2 separate regions of the Homo sapiens genome follow, and region 1 is linked to region 2. A link is a loop called in an ENCODE intact Hi-C map of the cell type or tissue named here. Cell type or tissue: IMR-90. All regions are shown on one strand. Region 1 overlaps TAF3 (TATA-box binding protein associated factor 3). Region 2 has its middle 53 kb from the start of LINC02642.

What was found. Hi-C counts contacts between places; a loop is a spot of excess contacts. Peaks named below come from ENCODE experiments on the same cell type or tissue, not always from the same donor. Only the 100,000 strongest peaks of a DNase experiment are listed, where the experiment ranks them.
Region 1: a loop joins it to region 2, with 7 times the contacts of the local background. A loop is called at or near these places in 15 of 110 quality-filtered maps.

The regions. Positions count from the first base shown.
Region 1 is chr10:7,869,018-7,877,017 of GRCh38, forward strand. The region is part of intron 2 of TAF3 (TATA-box binding protein associated factor 3); the gene reads left to right. Among named protein-coding and RNA genes, the nearest start is that of TAF3, 55 kb to the left of the region's middle. In IMR-90, a CTCF peak has its summit at 3,157 (motif pointing right); no DNase peak of the experiment used is centred here.
Region 2 is chr10:7,522,245-7,530,244 of GRCh38, forward strand. No RefSeq gene overlaps it. Among named protein-coding and RNA genes, the nearest start is that of LINC02642, 53 kb to the left of the region's middle. In IMR-90, CTCF peaks have their summits at 3,371 (motif pointing right) and 7,580 (motif pointing right); a DNase peak (open chromatin) is centred at 3,357; H3K27me3 peaks cover 143 bases.

The DNA.
Region 1 (8,000 bases), 350 kb after region 2:
TTCATAATTAATTCAGAGTGTAAAACAATACATCGTAGAACAATTCCCTATTTTGCTTGTTAATCTAAAGATTTCACATTATATTCTACTTATTTTAAAAATAAAAAATATTCTAGAAGATAGTAACTTTAGAAAAATTTTAAAATGTAGATAAAAAATGTTTACAGATAAGATAAAAGAAAGATGTCACATATAATCCCATGAAGAATAATCCTTCCTGACTTCTACCGTGTGTGTGTGTGTCTGTGTGTGTGTGTCTGTGTGTGTGTGGAGTGGAGGCAGGAGTGTAGAGACGCACACACACATACACACACATAAATACATACGTACATAGATGTTGATTTCTTTTTCCAAAATGAGATCACACCATATATTCTGTGCTCTGATTTGGGTTTTCTCCCCAGCTTATTTTATTGTGAAGGTCTTTCCATGTCTGTTAACTTATCCTCATGGGAGCATAGTGTTGCATTACCTGTGTGTGCCATCATGAATTTACATAGTTCCCTGTTGTGACATTTAGATTGTGTAGAATTTTTCACTATTTTAACAGTGCTTTTATTAACATTCTTAATCACACACATCCATTTGCGTTTTCTCATAATTTCCTTAAGAGAAATTCCTGGAAGAACTGCTGTGTTGATTGTCACCTTTTTAAGCTTTTGATACATATTTCAGTTGCCCTCCAGAAAGGCTGTCCCAGCATGCACCCCTGCAGCAGCACGGACTGCCTCCTTCCCTGTGCCTGCATCTGCAGTGCATATTATCCTTTTTGATCTTTGGCAGACTGGTGAAAAATAGTTCTGTCTTGCATGCCTTTGATTACCAATGAATATATTTATGTTTATAAACTATTTGTACTTTTTCCATTATAAATTGCTCTTTAAAAATTCTTTGCCTCTTTTATCACGCCTGACCCCTGGGTTTTGGTTGGCCCAGAGATTACTGAACTACTTTCGACCCCAAGTTTTGCATATTTAAATTTATTTTTAGGGATTTCAGGTGAGCATCTTTAAAAAAATTAGATAATTAGGAGAAATGAAAACGGCTTGTATTAGTATACAAATAGTAATGTAGGTATTGGCATAAAACAAAACTTGCTTTAAGGACTCGCTCTAAAGACATGTCTTTCCCATTACATTACTGAATAGAGGTTTAACTTTGAACTCATTCTTATGAGTAGGGAATCATAAAACTCTGATCCCAAGTCCATCATTCCTTCTTCTTTGAGCATGAAATTCTCATCAGTCATTGGTTGTACTTTGGAACTACTGTATATTAGAAACCAATTCTCACTTTTCCGGGAGTATATTGTTTAAAAAACAAATTCAGATCCATCAGGATATGTTCTCTCCATTTTTACTTATAGTTAATTCTCTGCTGCTTTCCTAATTACTTTTGTTTCTTTTCTTCCAGTGGTCGGTTAGAATATAATTTATTTACGTGAGTGTTGCCTGATGGAAGATACTTTCTGGTGGTTCATTATAAAATACATTTTTTAATGTAAACTTCATTTTTCTATTGATTTCCATTGTACAATTGGAAACTGTAACTGTTAGTGAAAAATGGCGGTCTGTTGTTGAAGAGTTAGGATGGTAACTTGTTAAACTTCTACAGACTCCTGACTTGAGTTTTTAGGCCTTAACGAGCGGCAGAACTCGACACGCTTCTGAGTTCGCCTTCCTTCACTTCTTCTCTAAGTCCTTTCCTTGAGTGTCTTAACACTCATGCCTGCCCCCACTTAACATTTTTCCCTGACAGTCTCCTGCTGGGGCCATTTTGTTCTTGATCCCTTCTTCTGCCCTGCCACCCCCACTCCATATTTAAGATGCTAAAAGAATGTATTCTAAGCCTTACCTTTCTTGAAGCTCAGAGTTTCTTGTAATATGAAAAAAAATTGTTTCCTATAAAGCTATTAAGTTCTTATATTGCTTTCAGAAGTATAATTTTCATGACTTAGATTGTATGTATCTGTGATAGAAATTATTTTTGTATAAGGAAAGACAACGGAAAATTTTTAGTCTAGACATAACAGTTTATTTTTGCTAGAAATTAAAAATAGTAATACACTGTAGTCAGTCGTTTAATATACTTGTTCTTAAACTTTATTAGTTCACTTAAAAGTTTCCTATCATACAATATAAAATTCAAAGATTTTAAAATACATGTAGCTGGAAGTCTTGTTATTTCTTGTAAATCAGACTTGCATATGTGGTAGAATTTCTACTTCAAACAAAGGAAATATTAGTAATGATGGCTATTTCATTATTGAGATCTGTGTGCTAAGCATATATTAATTGTTCCTAAAACCAGATATTCTTACAGAAATATTTATTGGATTAAAGAAATATTTACTGGTTAAAATAAATAAATTGATAGTAAATTTTCTCTGAATCTAAATTGATGACAAATAACTGCTGCTTTTTTTTTTTTTTTTTTTTTTTTTGAGACGGAGTTTTGCTCTTGTTGCCCAGGCTAGAGTGCAATGGTGTGATCTCTGCTCATTGCAATCTCCGCCTCCCAGGTTCAAGTGATTCTGCTGCCTCAGCCTCACAAGTAGCTGGGATTATAGGCATGTGCCACCATGCCTGGCTAATTTTTGTATTTTTAGTAGAGACAGGTTTTCTCCATATTGGTCAGGCTGGTCTTGAACTCCCAACCTCAGGTGATCTGCCCACCTCAGCCTCCCAAAGTGCTGGAATTACAGGCGGGAGCCACCGCGCCAGGCCAACGATTGCTATTTTGACATGACATTATATGCATGACAGCCTGAGAAGTAAAAATTCATACATTTAATGAATTAGATTTTAATTTCTTTTACTAAATATGTGAATTTTAGATTAAGAAATATTGATTAACTATCCAAATATTTCTAATATTTGTTCATCACTTAAAATAAACATGATTTGTCTTTTAGCCAGATGATATATAGTGGGAAACCACGTTTCTGAAATTCACAGTTATTTCAAAACTATAAATTTAATCGGGACGCTTTTCACATGTCAAGTTAAATATTGATTTAGGTTTAAAGTGACACAAGTTGAATTTCATTATTTATATTAAAGAAAGTCAGCGAAATTTCCATAATTAAAGTTTGTTCTTCCTGGCATTCTTTTCTAATTTTTCTTTTTTTAACCTGCAAAGTTTCCAGTTTACCAGTAGAGGGCACTGTTGTAACATGGTAGAAGTGTTGGGTTGATTTTTTTTTTTTTTTTTTTTCTTTCTTTCCCAGTAGCTACCCGCTCCTCCGCCTTTGCAGTTTGGAAAGTGTTTTTTAAAAGCAATGTTCTCTGTGTAATTAAAATCAGTTCCCTGTATAATTAGCAATGGAGCCTTATTCTTTGTGGCAGAGTTTGTGGATGGCGTTATTATTTAAGTCTGTGTTCGTGTATAGCCAATGCCAGAACTGTTGCCTATTAAAATATAGGAAGTTATATTGCCGTTTATCAGCACTAAGCAATATTGTAGATGGAAATATATAAAATTACAGTATGTTTCATTTAGGTGCTCTGAGCAAATTACTCAATGGGGAACGTTTAAAACTCCTGGTTCTATCTTGAGAAATAGCAGAGTTAATGTGCCATAGTTATAATATCTTGCTTTCAGGTGCCCTGAATAATAATACAGGACAACTAATTCTTGCAGGGTTTTCAAAACTATATCTGCATTAGTGTACTGCTTAAGAAAGCCACTGATCTACTTAGCAAATTCTTTATATAATTTCTTTTTCACGCTGCCTTAAAATCATACAATTTTGATACAGATATCAAACTACTAAAATAGTATTAAAGCACAATTAAAGTTATTTCTTTCTTTCTTAAAAGACATATATGTTATATAAAATAACATTAAATGTGCATTCATTGCCTGGCTGCCTTGGGAAATATTTGGGGGCAGGGAGTTTAGAGAGAATCCAAGCCTGAATTTTGAGTTGTCAGAGGTGTAATTCATGAAGTTATAATTTATCCATAAATCCCAAAGTCTCTATAAGTAGTTTAAAAACAAACAGAAATCTTATTTCAAGACTAAATTATAGATTATTTGCTATACAATTTTTTGGAACTGAAAAAATTAAAAGTAATAATTTAATATGTTTATAATTAATTTCATTCTGTGCTTTAATATTTGTAAAATATTTGAGAATCTGGAATCTTAGGGTTTTTAAATCTTTAATCGATAGCCATATCAAATTAGGGAATTAGTATTTTCTTCAAGATTTTTTTTTTCTAACTTTATGAAATACTCTAGCTAAAAAGTTGGCTCTGTTGAAATTGTGTTTCTCTCTAACAGACCTATTTTAAAAGGTGGAAAACGGCTTTCATTGACTTACTTTGTATCCACAGACTTAGGAAAGCAGGTAATTTAATGTTTACTTAGTGATTTACTTTGACAATAAAAATGTAGGGTAAAATTTGAGAGATGAACGAGATGGTTGAGGAACCTGTCATGTAATTTTAGAAAAACATTTAGGAATATCTTTTATGCATTAGTCACTGCAGGTGCAAATTTAGAATAGTTTAGTAGAACTGGAACAAAATGTCATTTTCTAAATCTAAGTTTCTTTGGTGTTATGGATGTCCCCAAGGGAAGACATCCGAGTTCTCCCCCCCCCCCCGTCAAAAGGGGGTGTCGAATTTGAGGGGAGTCCCCCACTCCCTTGTCCTTAGGGTACGTCATAAAGCAGATGGGACCAGGTATTTTGAAGAATCAGCCAAATAACAGAAGGACATGACAGAGGCTGTCCTAGTTCCTTGATTAAAATGTGTAAGGTTGATTAGAGAAAAGAACTTAATGCTGTTTATAGATAGAAAACTGTTGCTTTCTCATTTCTTATTACCAAAGTGAGACTGAAACAAATGTTGATTCTGTTGGCACATTTGTATTGAGCACTTAGGTTCCCTGTATCATCTTGGTCATGATTACCGCTGTGTTTCCCCTCGAGAGGCCATTGCAGGTTTTAGTCTGGGCTATTTGTATTCAGCAAGGTCAAGATAAGTTTTATCGTTACAGATAAGTCAAGTGCATTAGGATCAATAGGTAATAGTAAGTGCATTGAAGATATTATTGCCAAGCTCTTAATGATTTTTTAAAGCTGTGAGCTTGTCATATAAAATATACCTCTTATTGTTTTATCTATCTGAATGGAGCTCAGGAGTCCAATTAATTTTGCGGACATTTCAAGAAAGAGTAAAGAAACTTAAGGGCAGATTAAAGCAATGTTTTTGGAAATCCTTAATTGCTCTGCATTTAAACTTGTACTGATGAAGTTTTAGAGGCTAATTATTTTTAAAGAAATGCAAAAGGACAGCTAGTAGACAGCATTTATAAATTACAAATATTACTTGAGTTTACTTGTTAAGACAATCATTTTTTGAAGTTATATATATCTTACCCCTGGGCTTTCCTGCATAAATCAGATTTCTGCTTCTTCAGGTGGGGAATAGTGTGGAAAAAAAGACCTTTTATACTTACCAAGGGATGATGGTGAGTATTTCATTATTTTAGAATTTCTGTTCTGGCCTAAATATATAAATAAGCTCTATAAGCTCTATATATTTAAAGCCAAAAATATCCTAAACATTTTCATGATTTTTTTTCTTTTTTACTGAAAGGAATAGTTTTTATGGATTATATTAATTAATATATTAAAAATATGGACTCTAACAGATATGTTTTGTCTTAGTTTTTTTTTTCAGTTAATTTTCTGTGGCCCAAAACATGACCACAACATTAGGTGAAATGTAGATTGCATTTCTTTTCTTTTCTAGGTGCAGATTACATGGAAAACTTTTTTCATCGATTTCTTAGCTGTATGTATCATGTAACTGTTCAAAACACATAAACTAAAGAAATTATGTATTGAGCTCGGGTTTTTTTCCTTCTTCAGTACAGCCATTTTAAAAAATCCTTTCTAAACTTTTTAGACTTCTAGTTTGGAATGTTGTGGTGCCTGCTTGCATTTGTGCTTCTTAATCCTTCAAAATGTGCTGTTTTTCTTTTGATACTCAATTATAGATAGCAGTTTGTAGGTTTTCCTTGTTTTAAGTGAAGCTTTCTTATCTTAGCTGATAATTGAAATAAGGAGACTGAAACCAATCTTCATATTGATTTTATGTATTCTTTATCAGTCACTATTTATATGGTAGTAAATAATCACCATTGCTGTCATAATTGTTCCTCCTCGATATTTTTTTTCTGTCTCCATACATTGTTTATTTATTTAACCATTTAAGTTGCAGGTAATATAAGCATGTGACATCCTTTCTGGAAATTGTAAACTTTTTTTTTAAAGTCCTATAAATGACGTTCTTTGAGCCTTTGGCTTATTAATCTTTATAATATTGGTCTACATTTCCACCTACTTAGCCATTTCTCTTTCTGGCTGAATAGTGATAATTTTTCCTCAACATTAGGTCAATTTATTTTATTGCTGGATTAGATTGATTGTGTTATAAGAAAGAGAAAACCAAGAGGTACAGAAGGATGTGTGGAAACCTCCACTGAAAACGGATGCTGTCCTTCCAGAGCCAGCGGGCACGAAGGGGTTGTTGGCCTCCAGTTGAAAAGTAGCATGAAAGAGAAGTTGACTGCCTCTTTTCAAAAGTTATCTTTGTGTGGTGGTCCTAATGCAATATTAAGAAAATTAGAGCTTTAAAAACCAGAACAATGGTCCTTTTAAAATATATCTAGTTTAGTGAATTTACCCCCCAAAGCCTCTGGTGTCTAATTACTCAAAAAGGAAAAGAAAGAGGAGAAATCTTTACTAGCAGAAAAATAAATTGCAAAAAGTGGCAAGTTTTTACTTTTATGGAAAACATTTTAATTCTGTTTTAATCCAGAAGGCAATAAAAGCAGCAAATTTTAAGAGTATTCATTTTTTTCTTGTACGACTAATTTTACCGACAGAAAATAATTGAACTCCAAACAAGTGATAGTAATCTTATATTACTATTAAACTTTTATTTTATTTATTTTTCTCTTTAAGTTTTTTTATCATACTATTAAACTTTTAAATTTATATTTATAAAAAGGAAGTTTGTTTTCCTCCTTTTTACTTATAATTTATCTTGTCTGTATAATAAAGGGAGACGCTTAATGACCAAAAGAACAAATCTGTACATAGATAAATTAATTTTGTGCGGTGTTTTATATTTTTCTTTTCTTTGTTCCCAAATAGTGATGAAATCGACTATTTTAGTAAGAGAAAGACTGGATTATTGTTTAGGGTTAATTTTCTGAAATATTGTGAAGCAGTTTTTAAATTTAACAAGATTAATTATTACCTGAAAGCAATACTTTAGCTTCACATTTAGAGGTCCTCGTATTTCAGACTGTGGGCCTGGTTTTCTCTAAAATTAATTAGGAACCCTTGTAAAGAGGTATTTTCAATGAAATGGGCCATAAGCAGGTATTTTAAAGTACATATTGTTTTCTAAAAGTTTTCTTGTTGGTTTTATAAGAATCGAATATGAAAGAACAACTTATTTATTGTAGCAGGAGTTCCTGTAATGCTGTTTTTGGAAATGAGTTTATTGTCCACATAGGAGAAAGAGGAGAGAGGCAGTCTTACCTATTCCTGTAGGTGAGCACCGTATACAGAATCACGGGGGTCAGTGGTTATGTGACAGTTTGTGTGTTTACTCAGCTTACTTGAAAATACAGCTATATTGTCCTAAAAGTCAGGAAAGTTCTTTGACTTAATTATCTTTATCTTTGGAGCATAGCCAAAGTCATTATTTCCACTGAAGTTGTCATCTGTGCTTTACATTTTCTTCCATCTATTAAAACTATTTTTCCTCTTCCCCCAGCAGATTGTTGAAACTTTGGGAAGTGCATGATTCTTCCTCCAGACTCTTTTCTTGTACTAGAAATAGGACAGTGCCAGACCTATCACTTGTACTTTGATTTGCTGCCTTTATCTTTAGCAAATCTAAATAAAACTGTCATCCTGATTTTCAGATCTCTCTTTGAACTTCCTTTACTCAAATTGCCCACTTTCCTAT
Region 2 (8,000 bases):
TGAAGGCACTATGGAGAGTCTGTTTCTTTAGGTCTCCTCTCTCGCTCATATTTTATTTAACCCCGTGTAACCCTGTAAGTGCTTACACTGTCACTCGCAAGTCATTTTGTGAGTCTCGGGGTTTATTTTTTAGCATCTACCCAATGTTCTAGGCAGGTTGCTCAATGGCCTGTGAGTTAGGGATGATCTCTGCCCGTTGGGAGCTTATACTCTGATGCGGGAGAGAGCCACAACGGAGCACTCACGGAAGGTTGACAATACCACGACTTTACGCAAAGCCGTTCACCACCTGTGTGGCTTTAGGAAAACCACTTCACTCCCCTGAACCTGTTTCTTTATCCAGAACAATTTGCTTTGGATTGCTTTTCACGTCTGTATTCCCACCGCCCAGGGCACCGCCTGGCACATCCACATCAGGTCAAGTTCAAAGTGCTAAATACGTACACATGGTGGGCTTCATCATGAGTGAGTGTGATGACAGGAGGAGGAGAGTCCTCAAACGGGGTGCCCTTCTGAGATCACCATGTGCATGGCGGGACGTGCAGAAAATGTGGTGCCAAAAGATTTAGTGGGAGCTCTAACTCCCTCACCTGTGAGCATGGCCACCTAAGCCAAGGCACAGAGCTGTGACTTATCATTAACACGGGGCAGTGATGCCTTCTCACAGGGCCCAGGCAAACATAAATGGAATATCTGAGCATAGTAAACTCTAATTATTGTTGGAAATATTATTACTGATTTTGGTCACTTCTTGGGCTGTGGGCCACCAAGGGAATGACTTAGGATAGAAAGGAGTGTTTTAAAATTAGATTTGCTCTGTCTGGAGGATTAAGATCACTGCAGTTTCACACGGGGAACCATCTCTCTCTCTCTCTACCATCTTTTCCTACCCACATTCTTACTTTGCAGCCGAGCTGGTAGCTAAGTCTGTTTCTGTAAATGAGCTTCAGAGGCTCCGGGAAACTTTCCATTTTATCAGGACTGCTGCTACGGTTTTGGAATTAATCTCAAACACATAACTTTAATAGAAGGTCAGTTTTAATCTGAGCACATAAATCTCTTATTTTTGCAAGATACAGATTGAGTTGCCACATGTTTTCCAGGTTATCATCTCATGAGTTCAATTAGTTTACAATAAACAGTAACAAACTATATTTCTGTGCCTTACAAGCTGGGAAGACCACTGGACTATCACTGTCAAACTCCCCTCCGGAGCCCAAAGCAGACGGCCATGGGGAGAGGGATATGGATGGGACGGGGTGCTTTGTAAAACGTCAAAAACGATAGGCAGTCTCCACATTGCTACCCCTTTACCGCCAGAAAAACCACATCTGTTTTCCTCACTGCTGCTTAGAGCACCCAAACTTTGTCAATGGGGTGCTTCTTGTCTGCTCTCTATGACCTGGAAGTTTCTTTCTCCCATAAGTGAAAAAAGTGAGAGCTGAGAGAACCAGCCCCATGAGCTGCAGGTCCTGCTGGACTCCACGTTCACAACTTTACATTGGAAACTGTAGAGTTATGACTCGTGTGTGATTTCCTGATGATCATGCTCTGGTCCCAAGACAGTCCCACAAGAGAGCTGGGCTAGAAGCCAAACTGAGGGGAGCTGCCCTCACCCAAGAGGTGCACCTTGGGTGCCCTCTGCCGAGACACCCAAGAATTCAGTCTGCCTAAGACAGTAAGCTCCCTGAGGGCAGGAACCACATCTGCCTTGTTCTCTTTTATATCCATGGTACTGAGTGCAGCACCCTGCACAAAGCAACACCTAGCAAGTATTTAAGGGGTGAATGAATGAATGCCTAGCGGCCCCTCACCTGAGTACCCTCCCATCCAGAGCTGGGGAAACTCCGGTCAGAACGCTCTTTAGAAGGCTGACTCATGAGGGACCCTCACCCCTTAGGCTGAGTGAGGCGTCTGTTCTTCCTGTAGGGCCACCCCAGCAGTCTCATCATGTCCATCATATGTCACTATCAAATTATTATGTTCAAAGGCAAAACCCCGTCTCTACAAAAATTACAAAAGTTAGCCGGGCATGGTGGTGCATGCCTGTAATCCCAGCTACTTGGGAGGCTGAGGCAAAAGAATCGTTTGAACCCAGGAGGTGGAGGTTGCAGTGAGCTGAGATCATGCCACTGCACCCCAGCCTGAGCAACAGAGACTCTGTCTCAAAACAACAAACAACAAAAATTCTTATGTTCATTCACAGATCCATTATTTCAACAAAACTAACTGAATATGTGCCATGTGCCAGCAGTATTCTTCTTTTGAAAATACATAACACAGTTGGGAGTGGTGGCTCACACCTGTAATCCCAGCACTTTGGGAGGCTGAGGCAGGTGGATCACTTGAGGCCAGGAGTTCAAGACCAGCCTGACCAACACAGCAAAACCCCGTTTCTACTAAAAGTATAAAAATTAGCCAGGTGCGGTGGTGCACACCCGTAGTCCCAGCTACTTGGGAAGCTGAGACATGAGAATCTCTTGAACCCAGGAGGTGGAGTTTGCAGTGAGCCAAGATTGTGCTACTGCACTCCAGCCTGGGTGACAGAGTGAGACTCTGTCTCAAAATAATAATAATAATAATAGTACATTAACATGACCCAACTTTCAAAATTAGATAAGAAGGTGTGAAATGAAATGTCTTCCCCACTGGTAGCCATCGTTATTAGATTTTGAACAAAACAGTAGGCTCAACTCACCCTGTCTATCCCATCCAGGTTACAAAATTGTTCCATTTTTCCCAACTCCTACAATGCATTTTCATGATTGGGAACGAATCTGGTCTCTTCCTTTACTCATATGTAATAATTCATGCCATTTACGGAATAGTGGAGTCAAATCAAGTGAATTCGCAGTGGGCAGGTGGGTGTCTGTCCCAGGCTGACCTGCTTGCTTTCACAGCACCTTCAGTGCAACCCTACAGTTGCTGATCCCGAGTGCACCTGCGTTCCTGCTGGTCCGGGAGCTGATCAGGTGGATTCACTAATTTGGGCTTACGTCTGAAGTACACGCACCTTCTGCGATCTCCGTTCTCCCTTATTCCCAGCAGGAATTGCTGAGAAAATGAGGAGTGGCTGCTTTGTAATTTTCTGACAAATGAATGAAGTTTAAACATCTGCTGGAGATGTATCATGTGATCTTCATGAGTGACAGCTGTCTTTTATAGAGAGGGGAGGGAAATATAGATGACGCAATAGAAAGTAGCTCTACAAATAAGCGAAATGGGAAATCTGCTGACGGTGAAAATATACATTCATCAGTGTTATCTCACAGCATGAGATAATCCATCAGCCCTTCTTTCTGTTGGCTTTTTCTTTTTCCTTGTGTTGAGGGGGACTATGACAATAACCCAGTAGATGGCGCTCATTGTCCGTTTATCTGCCATTGTGTGGCTCTGTCACTAGGTTGAGCTCAATTTTAAGATTTGAGAGCTAGAGGGCAAGATTTCCTTAGAAATGACACCGATTTAAGGGAAAAAATTAAAAATTTAAAAAAAAAAACGCTTTTAAAAATCTCTTTGAGAAGACTATGTCTATGAAGGTCCCAAACTTCAAGTTGCAAATCTCAGCTTGTAGCAAGGAAATCAGAGATGTGAGGGAGCTTTGCCACCAAACGTGGCCGTGACTTTCTGAAGGTGAGCACTAGGAACCACGGGGAGAGTGACTCGTGGAAAACCCTCCGCAATTCTCATCGAACTCTGCTGTTCCCCGGAAAATGCGTCTCAGGTCTGCGGGCTTTATTTGTGGTCTATTGCTCTCCATGAAATGAGGATTCCGGTTGTTGGGCATTTCAGGTGGAAGCACAGAAGAGACGCCGCTCCTGTGCGTCTGGGAAGATCCCGTCTGTCATCTGGAAGTCATAAAAGCCACTTTCGGAAACACAGATGTCACTTTTGGGGAACGGTCGTCATGTTTCAAGGCCCTTCCTTGGGTTTGAACTGGGAGGGCCAGAGTCGGCCCAGGGAATGGTGATTGGCACATGGAGGTGTCCTGGCAGCGGTGGCCGCCAAGGGGCGGTCGGCCCTCCTGTCCCCGCCACCCTCAGCCCCGCTGCTGGGCCCTTCCAGGCCTTTCTCCCAGCTCCCTGCGTCGCCTCAACCTCCTGCTCTCACCCGCTTTGTGACTCCAACCAGAACAGCCCGTCACTTCATTTCTTAAGAGTCTTCCTTTTGTGCCTTTCACATTTTCCTCTAAAATTTAAACTAACGATTTGTGTGTGGGGTGTATACATTGTGTGTGGGTGTATATATTATGTGGGGGAGTATATATTGTGTGGGGTGTATATATTGTGGGGAGTGTGTATATTGTGTGGGGTGTATACATTGTGGGGGGTGTATATATTTTGGGGGATGTATATATTGTGTGGCGGATGTGTATATTGTGGGAGGATGTATATATTGTGGAAGGATGTATATATTGTGTGGGGGATGTATATAGTGTGGGATATTGTGTAGAGGGAGATTATATATCGTATGTGATGTATATATTGTTTAGGGTGTATATATTGTGAGGGATGTATATATTGTGGAGGGTGTGTATATTGTGTGGGGGAGTGTATATATTTTGGGAGGATGTATATATTGTGTGGAGGGGGATGTATACATTGTGTGGGATGTATATAATGTGGAGGGTGTATATGTTATGGAAGAGTGTATATATTGTGTGGAGGAGTGTATATATTGTGGGAGGATGTATATATTGTGTGGAAGGGGATGTATATATTGTGGGGGTTGTTTATGTTGTGGGGGATGTATAGGGAACAGTTACCTCAGATTCGCAGAGAATGGAGCCTGTCCCCATGTGCTGTGACTTGCCAGAGTCCCCAGTGCCTGTGACCACCTCTGACCCTGGAAGTGAGGGTCAGAGGAGGTCACAGAGGCCAAGGAAGGGTGCTCCCTCGTGCTGTCACCAGGCTGATGAGATGCAGGTGACAACTTTCCCCAGACCACCCTGATGTGTGTCCACTTCCATTAAAATCAATGTTATGATGGTGTTGGCACTTGGCTCCTGGAAAGGTGACACCAAGGCTCTGAAGATGAAAAGCCACACGAGCACACCCCGCCCCTTCCTCGGTGGCCTCCAGAAACTCTCTCGCAGCACTCCCCACTTTCTGCTATTTAGGGGCCTTTACAATACTTGTTACATTCATTGGGCAGACATGGCCCACATTTTCTAAGAATGCTCATTCAGGTTGCTTCCAGAACTGGCTTAGCTTTTTTAAGTTGAAGAGGAGGGAAGGGTTTGGGGAGGTAGGAAAGGGTGTGTGTGGCCTCTGAGATATGGGCTGGAGTTTTATTTAACAAAACAGATGATAGCAAGACAGATGAGACTAGATAGATGGACTAGATAGATAGATGAAAATAGAAGATAGATGATTGATAGATGATAGATGACTGATAGGTAGCTGACAGATAATAAAAGATAGATGATTGATAGATGCTAGAAGAGAGATATGTAGATAGATGATTGATAGGTAGATGACAGGTAGAAAAATTAACTGAGCTCATTTTCTAATGTGACCTCATGTTGAATTTTTTAATTTCTGAACAAAAGAGTCCTCCCATCAAAGTAGCCTATGTTCCTTGACAACCCATTGCCGGGCAGAGCATTCTTGGGGATACTCAACTTGCCCCTCAAGGGGTCCCTGGAAATGGGGATGCACACAGCATCCCATGTGTATATCTATAGAAGAGGATATAGATAGATACATAGATAGATAGATATGGATAGAGGAATAGCTAGACTTTATATTCCAGTTTATTGTTCATAAAGGTAATCCAAAGAAAGGCAAGCATCATTTATTAGTTTACCTCGTAGAGAAATCCCAGGCGAGCCATTTGCCTATTTTTGGTAAAATGAGCTTATTGCTTCCTCCTGTAGTCTGAGGTAGCTCACCCTGGTGCTGCGGGAATGTGGAAACCTGGGACCCGGGGAGACGGTGGCTGCTGTGGGAGCCGTGGTCTTTCCCTCTAAACTGTGGCAACAAGTCAGGGAACAAGGAATTTAGAGACAGAACCGAAGACAGTATTTATTCTGCCTGTAAGTGGCAGAATCTGTCTTCAGACAACTCCTGGGGACGCTGTGTGTGTCCCCATTTCCAGGGACCCCTTGAGGGGCAAGTTGAGCATCCCCAAGAGCCATCTGCCTGGCAATAGGCTGTGGAGGGACACAGACTACTTTGATGGGAGGACTCATTTGTTCGGAAATTAAAATACTCAACGTGCGGTCAAGTTAGAAAATGGGCTCATTAAATTTTTCCAGCGATCTTAGACCCATCCAGTGATGAGTGCATCCCTAAGGTCTGCAGACTTGTCCTGAATACGCCACTTTAAAAACAATACCGATTAATTAAGACTAGGTCCACTTAGCCCTTCTGCTTTTTGAAAAGGATCCTCCAAATAACAAATTTGTTGTGTTATGGATTGGTTTAGAGACAACAGGCTCACTTGATTACAATGCCACGCTTCAGATATTTTTACTGAAACCGATCAGGCCTCCGAGAGAGTCTCGGTAACAAGGAAGGCTCTGGAAATGCCCCCGGGGGGGTGAAATGGAGCTCCCTTCAAAGGTTTTGGTCTTGTGATTAATAACAGGAAGAAAAAGACTCTACAAAAGCACAGGCTCTAGGTTCCGAGCTTTCTCTTTTGCATCCCTGTCCGTGACTTTTCCCTCCTCAATAAATCTGAAAACGCTGCTGTGGGATTCTGATTTTTTCTTTTCCTTCTCTTCCAGCAAAACATCTTAAGGAACCAAAGGAAGAAAGACAACGTCCTTGGAGAATCTGGTTAGATTTTTATCACTTTCATTCAATATGTGGAATGGAAGAAGAAAGATTTTACCAGTTTCTAGGTTTTTTGTCCAATGATAACTTGTACTCATACTTTTTACTCCTGAATATTCCAAATATGACACACGGTGGAGGATAATTCTTCTTAGTTTATAAAATAGCCTTTAGCACAAAATAAATTGTTCTTTTTCCTGTTATACACCACACATGAAAGTCAAATGAGATAAATCTAATATGTACAAAAAGCATAAAACTATTCCAGAAATGCTTAATTTTCTTTAACTTTGGCTTATTTTTAAAACACCATTGGTTGAGGTACATAAATTTTGTCCAGATTTCTAGTTTATCCACTGTGCTGCTTAGTCTGAAGATGTTTCTAAAATTCTCTCTGTCTTAATTTTCTCATTTTGTGGACATAAATTGGCATTACTTATGATCAAAGTTACCATAAAAATCATAAAAATATAAATATTACAATTTAATATCTCCATTGAAGTCACTGGGGCAGACAAAAATCATAACATGTAGGTCAGCGGTCCCCAACTTTTTTGGCACCAGGGAGGGACCAGTTTCTTGGGAGACAATTTTTCCAGTGACCTGGGGGCATGGGGGAGGGGGAGGAGAGGGAAAGGGAGGAGGGTGGTAGGAGGTGGGGGGGATGGCTTCGGGATGAAACTGTTCCACCTCAAATCATCAGGCATTAGGTTCTCATAAGGAGCACGCAACTTAGATCCTTTACAATAGGTTCGGCACTCCTATGAGGATGCAGTGCCAATGCCGATCTGACAGGAGGGGGAGCTCAGGCGTAATTAATTGCTGGCTTGCCAGCTGCTCATCCTTGCTGGGCAGCCCAGTTCCTAACAGGCCCCGGAAATTGGGAACCCTGACATAGGTAACTATAATATATATTTTACAATTTTTTTTGAGACAGGGAGGGTCTCACTCTGTCACCCAGGCTGAACTGCAGTGGTGTCATCACGGCTCACTGCAACCCTGACCTCCTGGGCTCAAACAATCCTCCTGCCTCAGCCTCCTGAGTAGCTAAGACGATAGGCACATGCCACCATGGCTGGCTAATATTTCTTAATATTTTTATAGAGATGGGGTCTCACTGTGTTCCCAGGCTGGTCTCAAACTCCTGACCTCAAGCAATCCTCTGCTTCAGCCTCTCAAAGTGTTGGGATGACAGGCGTGAGCCGCTGTGCCAGGCTTATC